Regions from separate parts of the Homo sapiens genome. Here region 1 is linked to region 2. A link is an interaction called in ENCODE POLR2A ChIA-PET data of the cell type or tissue named here. Cell type or tissue: PC-9. All regions are shown on one strand. Links, peaks and the distances in the headings refer to the core of each region. The heading gives the core; the rest is flanking DNA.

Region 1 (5,388 bases), core at 171-5,170, 690 kb after region 2:
AAATAATTTCAATATGCATTGAACATATTTTCTAAAACATTTCTGGGTTTGTATGTAAGTTGTTAACTTATAGTAAATCATTTTGACTCTCAAAAGATTCTTTTAAAGGACTACTAATTCAGACTCCTAATGATTGATTAGTTAGTGATTTATTCAATAAATATTTTTTAAGTACCTGCTATGTGAACAAAATAGATGAGGATTACATTCTAGTGGAGAATTATATCATAAATAAATAAATAATTAAAGCTTGTGATAAATATTAAGAAATAAATAATGATAATGGTGAGGATGAAATGAGTTACATGTAAAGCCCTTAGAATGTTGCTGGCAGGTAGAAAGTAGGTCCTCAGTAAATATTAGCTATCATTGTTTATTTATTTTTTATTAATTCAACAACCATATATTGAGTATCTACTGTGGTTTCAAGTATAGTGGAATATAGAAATACTAAATTGCAGCCCTGGCTTTTTGAAGGGCCTTGGGATAACGGGCAGAATTTGGTTAGACAGGGAGAATAGAGAAAAACATTCCAAGTGAAGGATCAGAGCATGGTCATAGCTTAGAAGCCAGAGTAGGCAAAATTTGCTGGGGGTCAGTGATAAACAGAGCTTGACTAGGAATAGGCACTTGATGTTGGGAAATTAACATAATACATCTCCTAGAGTAGATGTCATGGAGACTGTAGTATTTAAAGATGGAACCAGACTGTACAGTTGTGCCATTCAGATTTTCATTCATCCTGACATTTTAAATAAGATAATATATCCTATGCAGTATATGTGTCATAATTTGTCTAATATTTTATCATTATTACTTTAGTTCTTTCAAATCTTTTTTTGCTATTATAAGTATTGACATCATCCACATCTTCAGACATGCTTATTTTTTTTCTTTCTTTTATTTTCTGTGGATAAAATTCCAGGTGTAGGATTATGGAATTGAAGGACATAAACACTTTATTTCTCTTGATATATGTTGCCAACTTGACTTCCAAAATGAGTATTCCTATTTTCAGGGTGACAACTTGCAAGTACGAATTTTATCACAAGCTGTTATTATTTTGATATTATTATTTGTTTAAATTTTTTTTTTGTTAATTCAGTTTTCATAAAATGGCTTGCCATTTTAACTTTATTTCTTTGAGCCAACTTTTCTTTCATTGTGTGAATTATTTTTCACAGTCTTTGACCATTTATTTACTAGGGATTTTAATTTTTAAAATATACTTGAATGAGCTCATTATTTTTATAGATATTATTATTTTGCTTTTCATACTTGACAATCCATTGTTTTCCTTATTGCTTCAGCTTTAATTCTTTTTTATAGATCTTTTAAATATTTATATTTCAAAATCTTTTAGTTAATATTTCATTTACAGCTCTGATAAATATTCCATTCTTTTTGCTGGTTTTTCTATGATGTTTTTATAAATAATTTCATTCTTTTATTCATTTGGGTTTTACCATTTCATTTTGAATACTTCTAATTATTATAAAGTTAATTATGCTGTTTCAATATGTATTTTTAAAAGCTCTGTTTTAACCTAAATAAAAATCTTAGGAAAAACTCTTACCTCTGTAAGAAAAGAGAAGGTAGGGCATGAAGTTCAAGTTTTGTTGAAGTTTTTTTGAGATGGAGTCTCACTCTGTCACCTAGGCTGTAGTGCAATGGCATGATCTTGGCTCACTGCAACCTCTGCCTCCTGGGTTCAAGCGATTATTCTGCCTCAGCCTCCCAAGTAACTGGGACTACAGGCGCGCGCCACCATGCCTGGCTAATTTGTGTATTTTTAGTAGAGATGAGGTTTCACCATATTGGCCAGGCTGGTCTCGAACTCCTGACCTTGTGATCCACCCGGCCTCCCAAAGTGCTGGGATTACAGGCGTGAGCCGCCGCACCCAGCCCCTTGTTGAAATTTTTAACATGTCAGTTGATCTATGGATTGAAAAGGTACACAAGCTTATGAGTAGGGAAGCTAGTGCTTGCGGGAAAGTAGTTCAAGGCAACTTTATCCCTGCTTTTGTTTTTCTGTCTTTCTGACTTTGCCCTAAGAAGAGAAATAAAAGCAAGGGAATTATGAGGAAATCTTCCAGCTGGATAAGGATTCTAGAAAAGCCTACTAAAACTACGGTTCTTATTTACTGGCAAACTAAATGCAGAGAACAGGTCATTTGATGGAGAGAAGAATGAAGTGTGGCAGGAAGCATGTGCAGGAAGTGCAGTCATTTTGGGCCAGTACAAAGCAGAATGACTGGGAACCCACAGCAGGTTCTAAACAGTCACTAGCCTGTTAGCATAAAGCTGATCAATTCTTTCTTAGAGTTAATTACCACAAACCTTGTTATTTATACTACTAAATACTGTTTCAAATTTTGGCTTGAAGACCTTCTGCATGAGAATATCCTGTGGTGCTTATTAAAAGTGTCCTAAACACTTATTAAAAGTGTCCAGACACACAAAATCTCTGGAAATTTGGTCTTGAATCTACAAAGCACCCCTGAGTGATTCTTAGGTAACCAAAGTTTGAATATCAGTTCCGAAGGCTATAATGAAGATACTATAAAGCATATGGAGATATATGCTTGCTTAATAAGCAAACCATAATAAACAACCTTTTAATGCTGCCTTGGAAACACAAGCATATGAAGAAACAACAAAGTCTTTGATGTAATGGCAGCATGATATCTCTAATGAAATCTGGAGTGACATCTCAAAAAACCATAAAAGCAGGTATCTAATTGTTAGACCAACTGCTCTCTGTTTTAGCATTGTAAGCATGCCTTACTTTTCTTTGCCTTATAACAGGTTTTTTTTTTTTTTTTTTTTTTTGCCTGAGACAGGGTCTCACTCTGTCACCCAGGCTGGAGTGCAGTGGCATGACCTTAGCTTGCTGCAGCCTCTACCTCCCTGGGCTCAGGTGATCCTCCCACCTCAGCCTCCCAAGTAGCTGGGACTACAAGCACATTCCAACATGCCTGGCCAATTCTGAAATTTTTTTGTTGAAATGGGGGTCTCACTGTGTTGCCCAGGTGGTCTTGAACTCCTTGGGTCAAGCAATCCTCCTGCCTTGGCCTCCCAAAGTGTTGGGATTATAGGCATGAGCCACTGCGCCCACAATATAATAGCTTTAACAAATGGACTGAACTTTTTTTTTTCTCAATTTCAGTTATCATGGCCACGAACTGTCACAGAGCGGCTACTGGATGAGATGTTTGATAGCACTGCATCCCAGTTTCTGGCTGTCTTGGAAGCTCTTTCTGATTCAAATAGGCGAATACTGCAAACTGGACCCATTGTTACAGATGAAGTGGAGATTCATGATGTTGTCTCAGAATTGTTTATGGCAGGAAAAGAACTTTTGATAAGTAAATAAGATGTTAAGATATTGTTTTATGATAGAATGATACACATGAGTAACAAAAATTTTAACATGGTAGTCCATACATAGGAAACTGATAACATTTATATTGTTTTTTTTTTTTTGTTTGGTTGTTTGTTTGTTTTTGAGATAAGGTCTCTCTTTGTCACCCAGACTGGAGTGCAGTGGCGTGATCATGGCTCACATTGCAGCATCAACTTCCTGGGCTCAAGTGATCCTCCCTTCTTAGCCTCCCAAGTAGCTGGGACTACAGGTGCATGCCACCACACCTGGCTAATTTTTGTATTTTTTGTAGAGACGGGGTCTCACCGTGTTTCCCAGTCTGGTCTCGACCTCCTGGGACAAGCAGTCCACCCATCTCAGCCTCCTAAAGTGCTGGAATTACAGGTGTGAGCCACTGTGCCAAGCTGATATAATTTATATTGATCTTGAATTCAGAAACCTTGCTAAGGTCAATTGATATTTCAAATAATGTATTAGTAGATTTTTGGGGGGACTTGTTTTGTATATACAGTCATCTATGAATGACTTATTTCTGTCCAATCCTTAATCTTTTAATTTCTCTTTTCTTGCATTTCTTGATGGTTGCACTGGCTAGGATCTCCAATAACACATGGGAAGAAGTGGTGATAGCAGACTCCTTTGTCTCATTTTTTTCCTCAGTTGGAAAGCTTTCAACATTTTGCCATTATTTGAGATATCTACAGAATAATTTTTATAGATACCCTTTTGCAGATCACAGATGTTTCTTGTATTCCTGGTTTGCTAAGTGTTTTTTTTTGTTGTTGTTTTTAATCTTGAATAGTTTAATTTTAGCAAAAGCTTTCTCTGAATTTATTGAGATTTACTGAGTCGATCAAATGGCTTTCTCATTTATTTCTATTAATGTGGTTGATTTTATGGATTGCTTATTTCTGCTTCTCTGTTGAAGGGAGAGACTTTTCTTTCTTGTAATGTTATTTTTAGGTTTCGCTCACAAGGTCATATTAGCCTCATAAAATGAGTTGAGAAGTATGCCCTCTTTCTCCATTATCTGTAAATGTTTGTGTCATATTGGTGTTATTTCTTCCTACATGTTTAGTTGAATTTTCTGGTGCAGCCATCTGTACCTGGAATTTTTTGTATGGCAATATTTTAAATGATGAATTCAATTTCCTCCATAGATATAAAATTTTTCAGATTTTCTTTTCAGTATTGGTCAGTTTGCTTTCTCTCTTATTTCATCAATTTCACCAGGGGTCCACCAGTTTCATTAGTCTTTGCAAAGAAACAATATTTGACCTTGTTGATCTTCCCTATTGTATGTCCATTTTCCATATTATTGATTTTTGCTCTTCATTACTTCCTTTATTATACTTTCTTGGGTTTGCTTTACTGATTTAAAAAACTTATTGACTTGGAAGCTTAGATCATTGATTTTTAGGATTTGTTATTATTTACATTAAATGCATATTAAGACATTTGTTCTAAATTCAGCTTTAGCTATGTATCTGAAGTTTTGATATATCATATCTTTATTACTATTGGAGTAAGAATATTTTCTAATACGCAGTGTGATTTATTCTTTGATATATGGGTTCTGAACCAAAATATGGGAGATTTTCTAATTATCTTTTGGTTACTGATTTCTATGTTAATTATACTATGGTCAGAGAGCACATTATGTATTATTTGGAACTGTGAACATTTGTTAAGATAGGCTTTATGGCCTAGCACATGACCAGCTTTGGTAAATAGTCTGTGTGTACTTGAAAGACTATGTATTTTTTGTTGTTGTTGGATGCATTGCTTTATATATATGTTGATTAAGTTAAGCTAGTAAATCATGTGGTTAGATCTTCTCTATCCCTACTGATAGTTTTTGTCTTTTTATTTTATGAATTACTCAGAGAAATATGTTAAACATCTGCTATGCATTTCTGTTGGTGTGGAATTGCAAGAGCATGGGATATTCCCATGTTGCTTCATTGGATACTGTTTTACAAAGTGGTTTTTTTTAGTTTGCA
Region 2 (5,388 bases), core at 67-5,066:
TAAAAACAGAATTATTGTTTATGATGTACATGGCATTTGCTTAGGCACTGGATATTCAGCAATGAATTAAAAAGCCAATTCCTGACCTGGTAGACCTAACAGTTTAGTGAAGGCAAACAGATAATAATTAAAATAAATAATAAATTGGCCAGGTGCTGTGGCTCATGCCTGTAATCCCAGCACTTTGGAAGTCCAAGGTGGGTGGATCACCTGAGGTCAGGAATTTGAGAATGGCCTGGTCAACATGGTGAAACCCCATCTGTACTAAAAATACAAAAAATATTAGCCAGGTGTGGTGGTGCACACCTGTAATCCCAGCTACTCCAGAGGCTGAGGCAGGAGAATTGCTTGAACCCTGGAGGTGGAGGTTGCAGTGAGGCGAGATGGTGCCACTGCACTCCAGCCTGGGTGACAGAGAGACTCCGTCTCAAAAAATAATAATTATTATAATAAATAAATATATTATAGGATACATGAATAGGAAATAAGCTTTACAGAAAAAATGCAGCAAGGAGGCTCTAGTTTGGGGAAGGAGGATGCTGAATGACTTGTGATAGCCTCTCGAGATGCATTCTTTGTCCTTCTCTGCCTTGCTCTGTCACAGGAGGTTAATCTATGGACTCTATCAGTGGAATCCCTTGCCCTCTGACTTCCAGCCCTTTAATTTGGGAATACCTTAAAAGCCTTAATTAAACATATCCTATGATCAAACAATCTTATTTTTAAGACTTTACCCTAAGAACACAATCAAAGAGGTACACACAAATAAATACTGATAAGGATGTTCACGGCGCCATTACAATTACAAAAAAGTCATAACCAGGTTGAGCGTCCAACAATGGGTTAAATAAATGATGGTAGAACATGAGATGCAATATCATGCAGCTATTAAAAATCTTGTTGTAAAATAATATATATTGACATGTGAAAATGTTCATGATATATTGCTAAGTGAGAAGAAGAGTAAAGAGTGGCAATGATGAGTATCAGGTGATATAACTAGAACTCGCAGGCTTTTGTTTCTATTGCAACTATACATTTTGATGATATCAAGGATGCCTTTTAAAAGTCAGAAAATATTCTTTGCAAATTCCTAATGATTTCTTCTGCATTCTATTTTTCTGGGATTTTTAAATTTTTTACTTTAAGTTCTGGGATACATGTGCAGTGCATTCTTGTTTACACAAGTAACTTTCTTAGCAAGATTTTCTTTTCAGAGAACAATGATAAATTCAGCTCTAATGGAATTCCCATAAAGTCCAAATTAGTCAAGTTTATATGAATGCAGATTTATTATAATCCAGAATGAAATGATTAAGAACAGAATATCCTCTTTTCCCCACAAATGGACCACAAATATATCAAATTATCTATGAAAACATGATCTTCTTTGATCTCATACAAATTCCTATTATTTGTCATGGAGTAAGGCCTTACTCAGTATTTGCTCATGTATTATTTAATTAAAATGACTCATGAAACAAGTGTGTCATTATGCTGGCTTGCCTATTGTCCATATTCACATACTTGAGTGTATCCTTATTCTTGCCTGGAAAAGGCATATGCTGCCTTGGGCATCATTCCAGTTAATCTCTTCAAACGATTTATGAATGAGCATTCGTGAATGTAATTAAGTAGCAAACAGACTTTGAACAGCAGTAGGGAAACAATCTTGAATTCTTCACTCTGAAACTACTTCAAACGTTATGTCCAAATAAAAAGAGGATCTTCACTACCTATTTCATCCCGTCTGCTCAGGGAAGGCTAAATATCTGTCCTGTTCCTATTTGGATAGGTGAAGATACTTGGTTTAAAATCCACATTCTATACATTTCCTCTCCCCATCTCATCTCACTTTCATCTTCTTGCCCAGCAGGAGAGAGTTAACTCAGCCAGAAATGTGGGTAAATACTGGAAACTTACTCAGATGCAGAAGGGACTGTGGCTCAAGATGTTATAATGTCCAGAAAGCAGGGAATGTGTTGGCTTGAGTTAATGCCAGCTTCCTTGTTTACTGGTGAAGTGTGCTTAAAAGATAAGTCTTTGGAGTGTAAGTGTGTGCAACCTGAGAATGAAAGAGAGAGAGCAGAGAGGGAGGAGATGGAGAGGAGAGGGAGGAGAGAGGGAAAGAGGGAGAGAGGGAGGAGAGAGGGAAAGAGGGAGAGAGGGAGGAGAGAGGGAAAGAGGGAGAGAGGGAGGAGACGGGGAGAGAGGGAGGAGAGAGAGGGGGAGGGTGGAGAGAGGGAGGAGAGAGAGAAAGAGGGAGAGAAGGGTGAGGGAGGGAGAGAGGGATGAGGGAGGGAGAGAGGGAGGAGAGAGGGAAAGAGGGATAGATGCAGGAGAGAGAGAGGGAGAGAGGGAGGAGAGAGACAAGGAGAGAGGGAAAGAGGAAGAAACGGAGAGGGAGAGAGGGAGGAGGGAGAGAGGGAGAGAGGGAGGAGAGAGGGAGGAGAGAGGGTGGAGAGAGGGAGGAGAGAGAGAAAGAGGGAGAGAGGGATGAGAGCAGGAGAGAGAAACGAGAGAGGGAAAGATGGAGAGAGGGAGGAGAGGGAGAGAGGGCGGAGAGGGAGAGAGGGCGGAGAGGGAGGAGAGAAGGTGGAGAGAGGGAGGAGAGAGAGAGGGATGAGAGAGGGAGGGAAGAGAGATGGAGAGAGGGAGGGAGGAGAGAGGGAGGGAGGAGAAAGGGAGAGATGTGAGAGGGAGGAGAGAGGGAGAGAGGGAGAGAGAGATGAGGGAGGAGAGAGGGAGAGAGGGAGAGGTTCAGTGGCTCAGGCTTGTAATCCCAGCACTTTGGGAGGTTGAGGCAAGAGGATTCCTTAAGCCAAGGAGTTCAAGACCAGCCTAGGCAATGTAATGAGACCCTGTCTTAATAAAACATTTTAAAATGTGTGTGATGGGTGTAGTTCCAGCTACTTGGGAGACTGAGATGGGAGGATCACTTGCGCCCGGGAGCTTGAGGCTGCAGTAAGCTGTGATCACACCCCTGCTCTCTAGCCTGTGCGACAGAGTGGGACACTGTCTTAAAACAAAGGGCGGCGGTGAGGGGGGAGGAGGTTTGAGGAAAAGACCATATGATACATTATGGTCAACTTTTGCAAGATTCTGAAATTCTGCTGGATGATTTTGATTATAACAGAATGATTAATATTAATTGTGTATATAGCCCTGTTAGCGGTGGAGAATCCATATCCATCTGGGTCTGCAGCAACCTCAATTCTTGCCTCCTCAGAAGAAACAATTTGACTGAGGGGCAGAAGGAGAGACCAAGACAAGTTTTAGAGCAGGCGTGAAAGTTTATTCAAAAGCTTTAGAGCAGGAAGGAAAGGAAGGAAAGTACACTTGAAAGAGGGCCAAGCGGGCGATTTGAAAGACCAGCACGGTTTGAACTTTTGACTTGGGGTTTTATACCTTGGCAGGCTTCCGAGGTCTTGCGTTGCTTCTCCTGCTCATCCAACGCTGAGATCTGATCCGGAAGCTGCTGATCACCAGTTTCAGCTGTTTTCTATCTGGTACGAGACTGTCTTTCCCTAGTGCCAGCTGTGACCAATTATTACTGTAGAGAAACAGTTAACAACCGCCTGACCTCACAGGATGGCCTCCCGACACACCTGGTGTGTGAGTAGTGGGGGAGCCCTCTCCTTCCCTGCTCACACCTGACTATAGCACAAGATATTGTTTAGATTATTATTATTCTAATATTACCAATGCTAACTTTAAAAATGAATACATTTCCACCACCTCTTAAAGGAAAGATTCACTGGCTAATCTCCTCAGATAAATATATTCTTTTTTTTTTTTTTTTTTTTTTTTTGAGATGGAGTCTTGCTCTATCACCCAGGCTGGAGTGCAGTGGCACGATCATGGCTCACTGCAAACTCTGCCTCCTGGGTTCAAGCCATTCTCCTGCCTCAGCCTCCCCAGTAGCTGGGATTATAGGCATGCATCACCATGCCCAGCTAATTTTTGTATTTTTAGTAGAGATGGGGTTTCACCATGTTGGCCAGGCTGGTCTCAAACTCCTGACCTCGTTATCCGCCTGCCTCGGCCTCCCAAAGTGTTGGGATTACAGGTGTGAGCCACTGCACCTGGCCAGATGAATATATTCTTGAATGAACATTTACATGTTTAAATTAGTGTGTATGCAAGTGACTTCAGGGTCATGGTGACCATATTCTGTAAATCCATCGTATGGAACATAATTGTGAACGAATAGTTATGGGCATAAGCATTCATAAATGTTAAAGACCTAACGCTAACTGAGTTAAAAAATAATCTCTCTATTATCAAGGGCACACTTTCTAATGGCAAAATTTTTTAAAATGAAAAACCCGGGAAATTATAAAGAAAATTTAACCATCCCAAATCCCATAACCTAAACATAACAACTAATAACATTTTGGTGTTTATTTTTAGTCTGTTTTTCTAGACACATATATTCAAATGTCCATATTTTGACATTATTAATATTTATTTACATATTTTGATGTCTTATATTTTCCCATGTCATTAGAATCTTTGTAAATATTATTTTAAATTATGGCATTACTTTTTTTTTTTTTTTTTGAGGTGGAGTTTCGCTCTTGTTGCCCAGGCTGGAGTAAAATTGTGTGATCTAGGCTCACTGCAACCTCTGCCTCTCAGGTTCAAGAGATTCTCCTGCCTCAGCCTCCTGAGTAGCTGGGATTACAGGTGCCCACCACCATGCCCAGCTAATTTTTTTGTACTTTTAGTAGAGACAGGGTTTCATCATGTTGGCCAGGCTAGTCTTGAACTCCTGGCCACAGGTGATCCACTCACCTCAGCCTCCCAAAGTGCTGGGATTACAGGTGTGAGCCATGGTGCCCAGCCTGTATTAAATTTTATCATATGAAAATATTGTTGCCAATTGAAGTATTATTTAGCCACTTCACTAGTATTGACCATGAACGTCTTTATACATGTCCACAGTTTTTTTTTTTTTTTTTTTTTTTTTTTTATTTTTTATTTTTTATTTTTATTGATCATTCTTGGGTGTTTCTCGCAGAGGGGGATTTGGCAGGGTCATAGGACAATAGTGGAGGGAAGGTCAGCAGATAAACAAGTGAACAAAGGTCTCTGGTTTTCCTAGGCAGAGGACCCTGCGGCCTTCCGCAGTGTTTGTGTCCCTGGGTACTTAAGATTAGGGAGTGGTGATGACTCTTAACGAGCATGCTGCCTTCAAGCATCTGTTTAACAAAGCACATCTTGCACCGCCCTTAATCCATTTAACCCTGAGTGGACACAGCACATGTTTCAGAGAGCACAGGGTTGGGGATAAGGTCACAGATCAACAGGATCCCAAGGCAGAAGAATTTTTCTTAGTACAGAACAAAATGAAAAGTCTCCCATGTCTACTTCTATCCACACAGA

What was found. ChIA-PET counts read pairs that join two places held together with the same protein. Peaks named below come from ENCODE experiments on the same cell type or tissue, not always from the same donor. Only the 100,000 strongest peaks of a DNase experiment are listed, where the experiment ranks them.
Region 1: POLR2A ChIA-PET joins it to region 2 with 6 read pairs; 2 of 35 experiments call an interaction of 5 or more read pairs at or near these places.

Annotation. Positions count from the first base shown.
Region 1 is chr12:96,524,077-96,529,464 of GRCh38, forward strand. It overlaps CFAP54 (cilia and flagella associated protein 54), which reads left to right. Exons shown (of 68, transcript NM_001306084.2): 9 at 3,170-3,368. Among named protein-coding and RNA genes, the nearest start is that of CFAP54, 37 kb to the left of the region's middle. In PC-9, for the core only: no CTCF peak of the experiment used is centred there; no DNase peak of the experiment used is centred there.
Region 2 is chr12:95,834,864-95,840,251 of GRCh38, forward strand. All of the region lies in intron 1 of SNRPF-DT (SNRPF divergent transcript), which reads right to left. Among named protein-coding and RNA genes, the nearest start is that of SNRPF-DT, 21 kb to the right of the region's middle. RefSeq lists a silencer at 3,455-3,655. In PC-9, for the core only: no CTCF peak of the experiment used is centred there; DNase peaks (open chromatin) are centred at 1,518 and 1,968; H3K4me3 peaks cover 395 bases; H3K27ac peaks cover 413 bases.